2 separate regions of the Mus musculus genome follow, and region 1 is linked to region 2. A link is a loop called in an ENCODE intact Hi-C map of the cell type or tissue named here. Cell type or tissue: left cerebral cortex. All regions are shown on one strand. Each heading gives the region's core, and the rest is flanking DNA. Links, peaks and the distances in the headings are about the cores only. Region 1 overlaps Nyap2 (neuronal tyrosine-phophorylated phosphoinositide 3-kinase adaptor 2). Region 2 has its middle 93 kb from the start of Dock10.

Evidence for each region. A loop is a pair of places that touch in the nucleus more often than their neighbours do. Peaks named below come from ENCODE experiments on the same cell type or tissue, not always from the same donor. Only the 100,000 strongest peaks of a DNase experiment are listed, where the experiment ranks them.
Region 1: it touches region 2 in a loop (2.2-fold over the local background); 4 of 42 quality-filtered maps call a loop at or near these places.

What each region holds. Positions count from the first base shown.
Region 1 is chr1:81,168,184-81,176,528 of GRCm38, reverse strand. The region is part of intron 2 of Nyap2 (neuronal tyrosine-phophorylated phosphoinositide 3-kinase adaptor 2); the gene reads right to left. Among named protein-coding and RNA genes, the nearest start is that of Nyap2, 95 kb to the right of the region's middle. In left cerebral cortex, for the core only: no CTCF peak of the experiment used is centred there; DNase peaks (open chromatin) are centred at 3,067 and 3,629.
Region 2 is chr1:80,846,956-80,855,300 of GRCm38, reverse strand. No RefSeq gene overlaps it. Among named protein-coding and RNA genes, the nearest start is that of Dock10, 93 kb to the right of the region's middle. In left cerebral cortex, for the core only: no CTCF peak of the experiment used is centred there; DNase peaks (open chromatin) are centred at 713, 1,431, 2,324 and 3,708; H3K4me3 peaks cover 270 bases; H3K27ac peaks cover 2,484 bases.

The DNA of each region.
Region 1 (8,345 bases), core at 150-8,149, 320 kb before region 2:
TCCATTCTAAATTTCTAGAGTCAGGCCTATGATATGGTTCTTATTAAGACCCAAACAAATTCTACCCTCTTTAAGATTTATTAAGGCCTGAACAAATTCCATCATCTTTAGGATTTACTTAAAACATGACAAGTGCTTTTAAGATTAACATATGTAATTACCTATGGTACTTTAGACTCTAAAATTAAAACATTACTTAGTTCAATACACAAATAAGATCTCCATGCTCCTTCAAGTGCTCTGGCTTGGAGAAGGGAAGGTACATGGAAAATAAGTCATGATGTCCTGATTCAGTTTAAATGTCATTTATACAATTTCATACTGTGGGAGACCTTTTTCAACAATTCAACCCAAGATGAGGACGTTCTGGAACATGGTATTATATTTGTGTTATGAAAACTAACATAAACTTTGAATATAGTTTGAGAATCTGCCAAGTTTCTAGAACTGAGCTTAGCTAGCCTTTTTCTTTTCTTTTCTTTTCTTTTCTTTTCTTTTCTTTTCTTTTCTTTTCTTTTCTCTTTTCTCTTTTCTTTTGTTTCCATTTCTTTTCTTTTTTTTTTTTTCCTATCACTGTAGAAGTAGAAACTAGAAAGAGGATGTTAATATAATGACCTTGAACTTCTCTGTGGAAGGGACTAAATAAAGGCTATTTGAAATACTATTATAACTGGCTAGGTTGCCGGGCGTGGTGGCTCACACCTTTAATCCCAGCACTCAGGAGGCAAAGGCAGAGGCAGGTGGATTTCTGAGTTCGAGGCCAGCCTGGTCTACAGAGTGAGCTACAGGACAGCCAGGGCTATACAGAGAAAGAAAAACCCTTTCTTGAAAAAAAAAAAAAGGTTAGGCTTTCTAGAGTGTTCTAGAGTGTAATTCTTTGGTTTATTTGTTTTGCTTTGGTTTTTGTTTTGTTTTGTTTTATTCTGTTTTTGTTTTGTTTTGTTCTTTGAGATAGGGTTTCTCAATGTAGCCTTGAAAATGAAATTTCATTTTCACTTCTACTCACACTGTAGACCAGACTGGCCTAGAATTCAGAGAGATATGCATGCCTCTGCCTCCTAGGTCCTGGGAATTAGATGGGACAGCTCCACTTTGGAAGTTATTCCAGTTGTTCACTGCTTACAAACATAAAAAATAAAGAAAATCAACATCATTCCCAACTGGACAATGAACGATCCTAATTGGCCTGGCCAGTGACCTCAAAGAACAGACTACAGAGACATTCTGAACTCAGCATCATGTAGCCAAGGTGGTCTTAGAGGAAGCACCATATCCGTACAAAGAAAGCAAACCTTGGGGCCGTAACCACCACTGAGGATCCAGGAAAGCCCGAGACAGGAAGTGGGTTTTCAGCCCATGCAGAACATGAGTGAGGTTTCATGAGATGAAGGCATTAGGTGCTGACACTGGGAATCTGGAAAGCTCACACAATGTGACAGGCCTAGTCAGGCAGAACTTCACGGGACCTTGTTACCTTCTAGCTCCATTGCTAGCCCAGAGCTTGGCTCAGAGGGACAGCTATTAAGCAAACACTAAAGGAATGGATGAGTGTGTACATCTTCTGTGATAGTCAAGAACTTATAGGAGTCCTAAGCAATGAGCTGTGCATTGATTTTACTTAATAATGTTCTTCATTTCTCCCTTTTATTAGGTTATCATTTTCTCCATTAATGATGGAGAAGACAGAGATCTTCCAATGCTCATGGACTGTTTGTTTGCTATCACAACCACTGACTTAATGCAGATATCCGCATAATCCCTTCCTCCTCATCCCTCTTGCCCTGCTTTAGGATTACAGCACTCATCACTTCTAGGCTAAATTAATGTCACTGCCTCTTAGCTAATCTTCCCCCAGTAATGCCAAGCTCAGATTTCCAAGTGTAAATTTACTCATGCCACTTGAAATAAGACCCCTTGGAGATATTTCTGTTTCTCTGGCCTAATACTTCACACAGTTCTGTGATATCAGGCCTGGATCCTCTATAGATAACCCATCTTTTTCCCATCCTGACCCTAAAAATATTCTAACAAAATGTATTCCCACTCTACCACAACTCCAGATTGTTGATAGAACATTCAGAACCAACAAGATGACAAAAGTGTTCAGCCTAAAGTATAAAAAGTCAGGTGACTTATGACCTCAGCCTGCAGTCACTGATGTTCCTTTTGTTAAATCACATGGAGGGTTTTTGTCTGTGTAGTTTCCTATGAGGAAACTTCCCATCATCAGATGGGTTTCACCAAGGCTAGACTCCAAGCCTCTTCCCTGTTCTGTCAGAGGATACTGCTTCTCCTGTCCAGAGACAGAAATAAACAATGACCCTTGTGTCATTTCTCAAGGTCTTTCTCTAGGTCTTAAATGTCAGCACACTACCCCACTTTATTAACTCCTTAGTTGATCATCTTCACTGATCACCAAGCTCCCCAAGGGCATTAGAACATGAATTATTTCCAGCAATAATCAGGAGGACAAAATAACAGAATCGAAGGGAAGTCATGACCTCCTGAGAAAAAAACACAAACTAATTTTCAGAACCCTTCTTATTTTGAATTCTTTTAACTTTGGCAGTCTCAAACAGTCATTGAGAGGAAACTGTGAGGACTCTGTGAGGCAAGAATGATTAGCCAATCATTATTTTATTATCTGTAAATGTCCTATCTTCACATGCTCTTTCCCATAGCCCAGTAGCCAATTTGCAAACTTAACACACCTAAAATTCAAGCTACTGACTAGCTCTCTGTCCTTGGGGATATTAATTTTTTCAGTGCTACTTTTTAAATATCAAAATGGAAACTCAATGTCTGCCTATCATATGATTTTTATAGATAATTTAGATTCCTGAGATAACACAGTAGGAGCTCTAAACAAATCTTCTTTGAACCAGTCTCTGGAGTGGATCTCATTCTCCTTTAGCTTTGTAAAGTATCTTAATTGACAGCCATGGCATTCTGAGAACAGCAGCCAAGGCTCTGTTCTTTGTTCTGCCCACACACTTATACTCTGGAGATGAAACCATATGCTTATGAGAGTCAGTTACCTTTGCTCTCAAATCTCAAGGCAGCTCACACATGATCCTTGAAGGGAGAATACACTCTCCTATTAGTGCTAACATACAAAGCACTCCCACAGATTTGAGGGAAAAAACAAATGGAAGTGGCAGATGTTATGGTCTGCAGCACAGTTTCACTATTCATTGTTTCCTAAGCAGTGTCACGACCAGTCAAATTGTAGCTCATTGCTTTTCAAGCTTAGATTATCATCTATGACATGGCATTTGACATACATCACAAACAAACACTTCTTCATATCACCATCACCATTATCATCACCTTCACCATCACCATCACCAGCACCACCAGCACCACCAGCACCACCACCACCACCACCACCACCACCACCATCACCACCACCACCACCATCACCACCACCACCACCACCACCACCACCACCACCACCACCACCTCAACATCCTCCTCCTCCACCACAACCACCAACACCACCACCATTGCTTTATGAGCAAAACTAGCAAAATGCCTACTGTATTTTGCAAAATCTGTTTTCCCATAATCTTGGCAGTAAAAAGATTGGTATGACCCAAAGTTATTTCTGGCTCCACATTTCACAGCCAGAAAAATGAGTTAACTTGGAATTTGTAAAGCTCCCAATTATACTGCCAGACATTCATTGACCTTCTAGCAGAGAAATGGTATAATTTGCCAAATAAAATCATAGGACTGGAATGAAGCAAGCTTTAATGTCAGCTCTGTCTCAAGCATAAGGTGTCTGCCCTCCTCAAACCTTTGTAGAATGTGCTTCTTCAGACCCTGGTGCCTTGTAAATTAATGGCCATGTCAAATTTCTTGGTTGAAAGCTTAAAGACTGTACAAGGAGATTTAGTGTGCTTAAGCATGGTAAAATAATCTGCTTAGAGTTCAGAAAATATTTTTAAACTTTAAACCAAATCATGATGGAGAGGAAAAAAAATGTGCCTCAAAGAGAGAGAGAGAGAGAGAGAGAGAGAGAGAGAGAGGGGGGGGGGAGAAAGAAAGAAAGAAGAGAAAGAAAAAAAGGAAAGGAAAGAGAAGAGAGGAGAGGAGAGGAGAGGAGAGGAGAGGAGAGGAGAGGAGAGGAGAGGAGAGGAGAGGAGAGGAGAGGAGAGGAGAGGAGAGGAGAGGAGAGGAAAGAAACAATGGACATGCATATAAAAAAATTAAGATTGAAAACTAAAACTGTTGAGGACTAAAAATGTACCAGTTTTCCCCAACATAATCTAAAGTCTTTCTAACGTATCAGTGTGAGTTAATGGTCTCCTTGCTTACCGTTAAGATATTACTATAGATTCAAATGCCCATGCCTTGTGGTGACTGAAAGATTAATTGGTTCTGTTAATTCAAAACATAAGCACATCAAAGTATATCTCACTGAGAAAGTACTGTGGTTCTCTTCACCACTCCTCTCACCTTTATTGAAGTTGTCTTCTGTAGATGAAGACTTTCCAAGTTTTTGCTCATTTTAAAGAATTTGATACCTATATTCTAGGTATATATATTTGACTAACATATAATAACTCCTTAGTTTTCTATCAAGCATTTATACATGCTGCCTGTTTTCCAAGCTGTCTCCAAGGCTTTGCATTGTCATTTGCCTGTGAACAATGTGTTGATTACTTTCTTTTTTTTTTCCATTTTTATTAGGTATTTAGCTCATTTACATTTCCAATGCTATACCAAAAGTCCCCCATACCCACCCACCCCCACTCCCCTACCCACCCACTTCCCCTTTTTGGCCCTGGCGTTCCCCTGTACTGGGGCATATAAAGTTTGCGTGTCCAAAGGGCCTCTCTTTCCAGTGATGGCCGACTAGGCCATCTTTTGATACATATGCAGCTAGAGTCAAGAGCTCCGGGGTACTTGTTAGTTCGTAATGTTGTTCCACCTATAGGGTTGCAGATCCCTTTAGCTCCTTGGGTACTTTCTCTAGCTCCTCCATTGGGAGCCCTGTGATCCATCCATTAGCTGACTGTGAGCATCCACTTCTGTGTTTGCTAGGCCCCGGCATAGTCTCACAAGAGACAGCTACATCTGGGTCCTTTCGATAAAATCTTGCAAGTGTATGCAATGGTGTCAGCGTTTGGATGCTGATTATCGGGTGGATCCCTTTCATCACTTCTGTGGACAAATACCTGCCTGGATGCAGCTTAAAGGAATGAGAGGTTGTTATGTCTCATAGTTCATAGGTATTCAGTTCATCTTGGTGGGGAGCATGTGACTGCAGTAGCTGGTCATGGCTCTTCACATTGTATCCATCACAGACAGGCTCATCTCATTGTGTCCATAGTCAGGAAGCAGGAAGTGATGAACTTGGGCTTAGGACAATTTTTTCCTTTCTATTATGTTTAGGGCCATGGCCTATGGAATGGCATCTACTTCCCAAATTAGAATAAGTCTTCCCATCTCAATTAATCTAACTTAGATAATCCCTCACAGATGTGACCAGGAACTAGCATCTTTAGGAACTGTCAATTCTGTTAAGAGGACAAACAAATTAACCAGCAGCCCCTCACACAGACTTCCTTGGTATTCCCCAGCAATAGGAAAATACTCCTAAGAAATAGGATGAAGTCCTCTTTCTTTACAGTCTTTGGGCTTTGTCCTTGAGACAGAGCCTTTGTAAGGCAAGTGAGGCTTTTGGGAACCAGATCAGCCTTCTTTTGCATTTTATTTTCAACACATATGATCCTGCTGCTGTGGGGACTTATTGACTTCAAACTACACCTCCATTTAAAAATGTATCTCTAATTTATCAGAGCCTGTATTGAACACCAGCCTGCCTCTGAAACCTCTATCAATTAATTCTTTCTTCTACAGTTTGAAGATCTTATCTATTGTCACTTTCTGTTTTCACTATATCTATCTTAGTGAAACTTAAAACTCTAGAATTCTGGAGGAAGATGATCAAACACTGTGCATAACTTTGATTCCTATACATCTAACCTGCTTATTTAATATAAAAACATAAATTCTATGTGATCAGATATTTAAATGAAATTCAGACCCACATTAAAATAAAGTCTATAATTAATAAGTGAATAATTTCTTGACATTCATTAAAGGGTTTCAACCTAAATGTCTAAAATACATCTTCAGTAGTATAAATAGTAAAAAGCAAAAATATTGTAGAACAGAAATATAGAAGTGAGCAATAAGGCAAAATATAGAAAATTACATGTCACCCCAAAACCCCCATTTCTAAAGAAAACAGGAAATCCACTCTCTTTCCAGGAAGAAGCTTCAAAAAATTAAGGAAATCATCTGTAACTCTGTAACTCTGTAACTCTCTCTCTCTCTCTCTCTCTCTCTCTCTCTCTCTCTCTCTCTCTCTCTAAAACACATACACACACACACACATACACACACACACAAACAGTACAATACCCTTTCTCTGTCATGTTTTTCCCATCCTAATTAGGAAATTTTGTTTGGAATTCTGCTCTTGGATCATGTGTGATGATTCACAGATTAATTTCCAAAGAGATTCATTCACTTATCAAACAGGGCTAGTTATATCCTACCCAGTGATCCCTCAGGATATTTGTGGGATTCAAATGAAAGTGTAAATGAAGGCCAGACTTTAGTCAAAAGCATTTTTTTCCTATTTAAGAACAAAAAGTATTTTACAGATATTTTCATTGTACATATTACAATGGTAAGCATGTGAATTGAGAAGTGTACTTCCTGGCACTTTTGAAGTCCATTAAAAAAATCATTCATGTAGTTGTAAAAACAAAATCTCCACCCTTCATCCTAATAGTCAATGATGTGTAAATATGAATCACAAGAGATACTGCTTAAGAGTCAAATATTTATTTGTGGATGTGTTAGTTCCTGTAAATGGACCAATGACCCATTTTTATGCACAACAGGTTCACATCTGCTTAATGCTCTCAAGTGGAGTAATGGGATGGACTGAAATATAGATGTCACAGACAGCCTAGTCAGGGGCCAGAAGTCTGGCAGCCTGTTTTCCTGGAATGGTTTTCCGGGAACAATGCACTCTCCATGATTGCTTTCCTTTAGACAAAATAATTGAATCTAATGCTCTTGTGTCAATGAAAGCACTTGGATTATCCTCTTTATGCGGCAGTGCCTAGGGGCTTCAGGGTCTGGTGTTAAACCTTGCCTTTGATTAAAGCTCATCTTTCCCTATACATCTCAATGCATAACAAATTAAAAACTATTACCACATCATATTAGCCAGAGTTTTAATGTCCATGATGCGTCTAAAAATAAAACAATGCCCCTTTATGATAGGTGCAGTATCTTAGTTGGCCTTGTTACAATATTTATCATCTGTTATAGGTTGTACATAAAAATACAGTAGGCCAGTACTAAACAGTAGAAAAAGATACAATTACCTCAGGCTTTATAGTATAGTTAAAAGAAAATTTAAATTTAAAGTTCATTCTATTAAGATAAAACTCTCCTATGCACATCGGAAGGGATCAGGGAAATTTAAATTTATGGCTATTTAACCGAAAGTGGAATTTCTTATTTACTACAGCATGGTTCAACTTAAGAAGAACAATTAACTAAATGGCATTCATGAATCTTGGAAATAAAGAAATTGAATCTAGCAACTATTAATCGAAATAAATTATTTTGCCACATAGTTTACCTAAAAGAAAATAAAGCTTAAGATAATTGTGTTCTCTGGGAACACAATTTTGAAGAAAACAAACAAACAAACACCCTTCTCTTCAGAGACAGCTTTTGCTCCCTACTTTGACCACAACACTATGGTTGTAATGTGAACTTTGGGACTGCCCAAGCTCCACGCTCTCCAAAGCTTCAATTTCAAGCATCTGCATCATTGATTGCCAATACTTTTCTCTCCAACTCACTTCCTCTCTTTGTTAAACTCATCATTTGGAATTTCTGTCTTCTCCGTGTTCCTCAATGCTGTAAATCTTGTCTTTCTGTGTGTAGCTTGCATTTTACAGCCCATTATTATTGTCACTACCCTACACATCCTTTTAATATCCTGTTCCCTGTACTCCAGGATCATGGAATAAGCACTATTGTGTCTGCCGCAGAGGTCACGATCATCCAATTTTTCTCTGTACAAAATGGTCTGAAGACAGCAAGTGATTGGATAGCTCTGAAATAAAAAATTCCCTTGGCTCAGATTCAAACAGCACTAAAATAAAACTGTTTTACCACATGATGATGCTACACACATATCCATTCCCAGTGTCTACTGGTATCCAATAAAGACACATCTCATGGCTGATAACAATGCCTGGTTAGGTACTTTAATTTAGAGTAACCTATGCAAAATAGCATAC
Region 2 (8,345 bases), core at 316-8,315:
ATGGTCCAAGTCACAGCTGGCTAAAAGCCATGTAAATGAGAGGAAGATAGGAGGCCACAGACACTGAAAAAAAGCAAAAGGGAGAGGGGTTTTCAGGAAACAGCACACTCTCAGAACTTGGGAGAGTGGAAATGAGAAAGTACAAACAGGAGGTTGGAGAGACAAGAAAAATAGCTTCCCCACCCCCAGGAATGTAATCCAATCCCAGGAAGTCAGCCCTAAATATGCATAAGAGCACTCAACTCTTATGTATTGTAAATATACAATAAATACACTCAGCAGGCTATACTTACATGTTTACGTGTGTGTGTGTGTGTGTGTGTGTGTGTGTGTGTGTGTGTGTGTGTGTGTGTAAAACAATAATAATTAAAGGAAAAGAGGTCATTATGAGTTTGACATGTAGGGGGGACATAGGAGAAGTTAGTGGGGAGGGGGAGAGAGCAGTGCCAAATCATGGAAATACAGTATTCATGCTCTAAATTCTCAAAGACAACATTCAAAAGGAAAAAGTAAGGACACAGAGACAGTAAGCAAGTTGAAATCCCAGCATTGGGGAGAAAAAAAGGCAATTAGAGACAGCTACTGCAGAAAGGAAAAGCCTGAGATCTGCAGCAGGTGTCCCTGCTTCCCTCTCACCCTGGAGGAAGCCAGAGAGTGGAACCAGGCTGCAGACTGCAAATGATAACAGTGAACAGCTGGCAGCATAAGGGATGCACTTATGGGAAGCAGACACGGTTCTCTGGCAAGGGGACGCATCCCTGCAAAACCGAGCTTCCTTGTAACACTACCCACAAGGTCCACATTCATGAGCTGTGCTCCAAACAAGACCCCGTTATAATGAGTACCTTTGTGAACACTTCCAAGAGCTCCAAATGTCCTTGGAGTGAGTCCAAGGTAGCCCCGATGCACGTAGCATTTTAGATATCATGTGATGCTGTGCTTCTACTCTATAAATAAGAAATTCTCGATGCAGCCACATGCAATCACACTGTACTGAGTGTATGATAGGAAAACTGTGTTTATCTGACACAAACCGTGGGGTGAAATGATGATCCTTTTGACAGTCTGGACATGCAGGCTGTAGAATACAAGGCAAGTGTCTGGTTAGAATTATATGTGGACTCTGATGATAGACTCCTTTTCACTGCAGAATAGTTGTAGCCTGGATGTGAGCTTAAACTAAGGCATACAAATTAGCTTTCAGACAGGGTTTACTTCTGAAAAAAAAAATCCCTAAATATATAATTTACTGGTGTAAGTTAGCAAAAGCTTTTTCTGTAACAGAAGCAATAGGTTTTTTCTAAGTTTCCACCTGACCTATTTTCTCCCATGCACTCAAGTCCCAGTGAGTCCATAGTGGCTGTAAACATGAACATTCAATCCTAAAACCACACCCTGCTCCTCTATTGATTTTCTGTGACCACCAGTCTTAGAGGAACTCAAAGAAGTTTGAAAGAAGCCAGATGCTAGATCCTGAGCAATGGTGGGTTTAGCAAAAATGAAAGCATATCTTGGTACCAAGTCAGGATTGCTCCACACATGCAATCCATCATTATGGTAATATTTGTCAAACCTATTGATTGGGCTGAAATTATTCTCACAAGTATACCCTCCAAATTTTAAACTTCATATTAGCACTATCGGTAGTCAAGAATTTCCACTAAGCCTCTTTAAACTGGCAGCACTTGAACTGCTACCCATGTTTATGCAATATGTGACCAATGTTGTGACTGTATTAATATTTGTTTGAAATTAGAAAGACCACTGACAGATTTATGAAAAAGGCACCTAGAAAGCCTATGCCAGGTGCTTGGCAGCCTAGAAGGTGTGTGGCAGGATGATTTTACCACTTGCCCTGCACTCACTACTGAACTGAATTCATGGAAAACTTCTGTTATGGCCCATGCTTTTATGGAAGGCATAATCCAATAAGCCACATAACGTTACTCTTCCTCAACCATGAAATCTGAGCTATATACCTATCTATGCCAGATAACTGTGTATGAGTAAGTCAAATACTCAGGTCATAGGATTTAAAAGAACAAGCTAGAAAAGAAGCATACCTATTTCCCACATATAATTTAATTTTATGGTGAGTGTTCTCCTTAAGTTATATGCAAGATAGCGGTCTCCTCTGAGATTCAGGTCAAACCAGACATTATCCAAATGGCATCAGCAGGGATCCCAATGGTAGAAGGAGAGGTTTTCAGATGGCAATGGCCTTACAAGCTATTCAGAAATCCCATAGAGCACTAATCGCCAGTGCAGCTGTTGTTGCTATAGGGATGGACTCCTGTGAGAACTCCATCTGCTACAAGAGGGACAGCTTGGAAAACCTCCTCGCAGGTCTTAAGAAGAAATGAAGCAAACAAATGACTCATTTGGTTAGGAAGGCTGGTTAGGAAAGCAGCTATTTCAGCAGATTCCAAGCATATGCAGGACACAAATCTTTTGTCCAAGTATAGCAAAAAAATGCTTTATTTCATAATCAGTAGCAAACAAATTCAAATTTCAATTACTTTGAACAATTGAATGTTAACCAAGTGCAATGTTTTGCAACTCTTTCATGTTAAATTTAGCAACTGAACTTTTATTTAAGTATTTAATCCACATTTTCCAGGGCAATTAATATTAGCTTCCAAACAATATTAAGAGCTCATTTAACAGGACCATTTTGAGAAATGCAGCACAAACAGCCTTGCATGTTATGCCCATATGGAATGTAGGACCATTGGCCAGACTGAAAAAGATTAACTCAACTCTGTCTGCAATATATTTTTGTCCTTACCTTTTGATACTACACAGATAGATTGGTAGTAAATCCACATTTGTACTACTACTTTGAAACTCATCTAAACTTCAACTAAAATAGCATCTGATAGAGAACATTTGGGGAGAAATTAAAATCCATTAAAAAAAAACCTTAATTCTTATCCAAAACCCAGGATCCTAAAAGGAAAATGGACAGAAGAAGGATGTTGGGGGGTATAAAATATTTGAAGATATGTGTGAAAGAAGCCACTATTGTGTGTTATTAAACTCTCTCTTTGCCTGGTCATTTGTTAGTAGAGTCTAACAGCTGCTGACTAACCTACTTTGCATTCTTTCTAAATGTGAAATTACACAGATCAGTAAATGCAACAGGACAAAATTTTGATAAACTGGATCCTCAAGGAGTTTCCTAAGAAAAGAGCATCTCTGCTTGAAAATGACCTTTCAGACTCTGGCTCTTCAACAGCCTCACTACTCAAACTTAACACTGTAGTAATTAAATAAGTGTTATGGAGTTGTGTTAACCAAAAGACATATCTCTACATGTCCACATGTCTCTAAATAAACTAATCATATGGCTCCCATACTCTCCTAGTGAGGACAAAACGGAGGGATTTAGATAATTGAATACCTATAGTCTAAAATTTGTCTTGTCTCAAAGGTTATAAGAGAGAAAGGGGAAACTCTGTGTGCCATGGATAACATATTCTGACTTCAGCTCACCATCCTTGTACTGCCTCCAGGTGTCCTGGATTCCAATTCAAATCAAGCACTTCCCTCAGGTCCCATCTTGCATCCAGGACTGTATTTTCCAACTCTCCAATGTCAAGGGCATCCACCACCATTCTCAATTTTTACAGTATTTCTCTATCTTCTCATTCCTATAACATGAGGGGTGTTGAGTTCTGAGTCAAATCCTCAGTTTTTATGTGTTAATGAAGTCATATATTCAAAGCAATACACAGAAAACATAGGGACACTTTTAAGCTAGGCAAAGTAGGTTTCAGTCCTTCATGTTGAGACTTAAGAAACCATCTGTTCTTTTGATGTTTAATGCTGGGCCTTGAATGCAATGTAGGAGTAAATTCTCAGACATATTCATTTATATACTGAGATCATCTTGAAATTATTTAGTATTTTCTGTATAGCTTTCCATGCACATTTTACACTGTAAGTTTTGTTTTCTCATTCTATAGGAAGTTACAACATCCTTGGAATGTAACCCACTTACTTGTGAGGAAAGTAGAAAGATGGGTTCAGAGTAAAGAGGATCTGGCAAAAAATGACCAAGTAATTAGTTTTGCCAATTTACAAATACCAAAAGGAGAAGTCAATGGAGGAGACATAGGCAGACTGAAAGATAATAAGAAAGAAATTAATTTTGCAATATTTGATTTTAAATAAATATATTTTATGTTTACAAAAATCCAACCAACAATAGCAAATTATCTCAGTAAATGTTGAATTCACCAAGAAAGAATAAACAAAAATTCTCAAAATGCGGAGGAAGAATTATGAGATAAAGAATCTACATGTCTGTGGGATGTGCACAGACGGCTTGTGTGTGTGATTACATGTGTGTACAGGTGCATATGCATGTGTGGGTATCTGTATAATGGCCCATAGCTAATGGGTGTCTTCCTTGACTGATCTCTACTTCATTTATTGGAACAGAATCTCTTGATGATCCCAGAGCTCACTGATTCATCTAATCTGCATAGCAGGCTTTCCCAGAAACCCTTGTCTCTGCCTCCAGAGTGCTGGTTTTACAAGCAAGTTGCCATGCTCACACAGGTGGTTCTGGTGGTGGTGGTGGAAATGGTGGTGATGGTGGTGGTGGTGGCTGTGTTTTAATATGGACGCTATGGATCTGACATCAGTTCTCACACTTCATCAGTTCTCATCAGCTGAAGGGGTCTGCAACCCTATAGGTGGAACAACAATATGAACTAATCAGTACCCCTAGAGCTCATGTCTCTAGCTGCATATGTAGCAGAACATGGCCTAGTCGGCCATCATTGGGAAGAGAGATTCCTTGGTCTTAAAAACTTTATATGCCCCAGTACAGGGGAATGCCAGGGTCAAGAAGTGGGACTGAGTGGGTAGGGGAACAGGGTGGGAGGAGGGTGTAGGGGACTTTTGGGATAGCATTTGAAATGTAAATGAAGAAAATATCTAATAAATTTTTTTTAAAAGATTGAGAAAAATAATATTAATAATATTAGCTTTCCAGAAACTCTTCATTGCCAGGACTCTCTGTTTAAAGATTTCAGTGTATTAGAGACTTAATGGGAGGGCTGGGTTATGGAGGAGTTAGAGAATGAACTAAAGGAGCTGAAGGGATTTCAAACCTCATGGGAAGAATAACAATATCAATCAACCAGACCTCCTAGAGCTCCCAGAGAATAAACCACCAACCAACGAGTACATATGGGAGGGACCCATGGCTCCAGCTGCTTATGTAGCAAAGGATGGCCTTGTTGGGCATCAATGGGAGGAGAGGCCCTTGGTCCTGTAAAGGCTTGATGTCCCAGTGTAGGGGAATGCCAGGTTGGGGACACTTGAGTTGGTGGGTGGATGGGGGAGCACCCTTATAGAAGCAGGGGAGGGTGATGGCATGGGGGTTTCCAGAGGGGAATCCAGGATAGGGGAATCACATTTGAAATGTAAATAAATAAAATATCCAATTAAAAAAATGGGAGTGGCTGTGCATGCTTATAATCCCAGCATTGAAAGGTGGAGACGATGGGTCTAAGACTTACTAGTTGACTATCCTGGCTCTGCATCCTCATGTTTGAATATGTAACTTAGAATAACCATAATATCCAGGAATGTAAGGGGCCACATGAGGAGGAGGGGATAAGGAGCCCTAGAGAGTGACAGTAGGACACAGGTGCTATGAAGGGAAAAAAAAAAAAAACAAAGATGGGAGGGGAATATAACTAGGGAGGGGGAGAATAATAAGGAAGGAAGAGAGAAGAGGAGTAAATAAAATGATTTCAAAGGCCAAAGAAAAGCCTACTATTTCATAAGCTTATTTAAGTGTATAATATATGTGCATATATATATATATATATATATAATCATAAATAGACTAAAGAAAATATCATTTTTATGTGAATAGTGCTCTGGCAAGATAATAATGCAGTTCCTTTAAATGTTATTTATATATATTTTTTAAAAAGTCAAGGATGATTCTGTATGTAGTCTCTAGAGCCAAATCCTATCTTAATGGAAAAACTATTTTTTAAAATGCCTTAATGCCCATTCACATAAGCTTGAGAGGCCAAAGACATAGGGTTTGTAAATGTGAAAGTGCTTTGTAAAAAATGTAAAATGCTCTACAGCCCTTAGTTATTTATGTGTTCATCACATAGCCTATGAAACCATGCACATCTCATTCACTGATACTTCATAAGAAAACACATCTCCAAGAAGGATAACATTTGTGGGACCTCAGATCAATGAAGTGTTCAAGCCACCACATATAGCATGTAGCCTTTGATTTATCTATGACTTTGATATCTCATCTATGCTTTCATGTTGAGATCCTGTTGCTGCTTAGAAAGAAGCAGAAGGGACAACCATACTTCCCATGAGGTATCGTTGTATTAGAAAGTGCTGCAAGTTACATGAACTAGAGCCTTGGGTAATGTATCAGAAAGAACACAGAGCTTAGGGATCTGTGACTACTACTGTGTGTTCGCATTAGTAACAAGCAGCTTTGTTCTGGACTTGCTACCTAATTCACTAGTTCATTAATTCATAGTCAATTTCATTAACTTAAGTGGGTAAGAGACATAAAGAAACTAAGTTGTTTCTCTAAAGTTACAAAGTTAGTAGGAAAGAGAGACAGGAGAGAGGATTGTCTGATTAAAGCCCCATGTTCTTACTATGACACAATGTGACCTGGAACCTGGTCCTGTTATTAGTCATTGCTTAATGTGTTTGTATGAATTTATAGTTTATATGTATAATTATATGTATATGTTTATTCACATATACTTATATGTTATATATGTATTGTATATTTAGTTATATATATATATATATGATTATATACCTTTGCTGATGTATAACTACTTAAATTAGTCTACATAAGTTTATAATATATGTGATGGATATTATATAGAAAATGTACTTACATACTTTTACAATACAATACAAATATTTTGAGACATAATCTCACTAAGATGGATTACAATTTGCTATGATGACCAGGCAGACCTTGAATTCACAGAGATCCACTTGCCTCTGCCTTCTGAGTGCTGAGATCAAAGGTGTATGTGACCACTTTCAGCTAATATTTAACTCAGAATTGCCAAAATACATGCAAGTTTTAGTCATTCTAATTTGACATCTTCTACTTGAAAACAATTCTCCTATTCATGCTAACAAAGAAACTTCTTGGGTTGAGAAATTAACCTTTAAACGACAATTTTTTTTCAAGGTGCCAAATAAAAAAGATATAAAGTTTCCTTTGCAGACTTCCACCTATTTCCAAGGCTGAGGACAGACAGAAAGGATCATTAATCACAGGTAGAAACATTGATAGCTTGAGGCCAAAAGAAGCTAATGAGTTTTTCCATGTTCTGCTGTTTGAAATCTATCCCAATAATTTGTTTATCACCCTCTGCCACAAACCAGGAAAATTAATACAGCCCATGAAGTAAGATATTAACCCCATCAGTCCTAATGAACTCTTTATAAATTGACTCTTACTTTTGTTTTCTGTTTTTTGTTTTTGTTGTCTCTTGTTTGTATTTTTTGCATTGTGAAAATTTTGCAAAATTTGTCTAATGATTTCTTTCTTTCTGTGCAACTTTTATACATTTGTGAAGGCGTCGTGTAGCACCCTTACATCTTTAACTACAAATTTAAAACACTTTCCTACCTTAGCAATACAATATCTTATGTCACATTCAAATGACCATCTTAAACAAAGAAGTGGTTATTCCCCCTGGATATTTCTTTTTTATCTTAGTTTTATATATGAGAACTCTATACATTTTAAGCAAATCCTTACACTGCGTTATTTAATTCTAATTTTAAATTTTCATGGTTTTGATATGAATTCTGTGATCTGATCTTTATGTAAAATCATGTATAGGTCTTAATGTTCAATGTCTGTTTGACACGACTTATGATCTCCTCATGAATGTATTAGCATGCTTCTCCACACGATCCTTCTTTCTCTGCTATAGAAATCTAATCTGATCTTTGTCCATAAAGATGAATGCTACCTTTAAATAATCCAATAGACTTTCTTCTCCAACACCTGTGCAAGTATAAATGTATTCCTAGTACATCTCTGTCTGCTAAGAGCCCTTCTTCTGTCCAACTTGTCTATGCCTTGACTCATCATTGCTCAATATTCATCTAGATTTTCAGGCTTAAAAAAAACCTGATATGCCCATAGCTAACCAATATTGTGTCTATGACACTTGATACCAATGTAATGAGTAAAATCTCACAACATCACACACACACATGCAAAGCCTAATAAAAGGGATATTTAAAGTCAGGACAACATAATCTCTCAGGTCTCAGATACCCTGACAGCAGTCTGCATT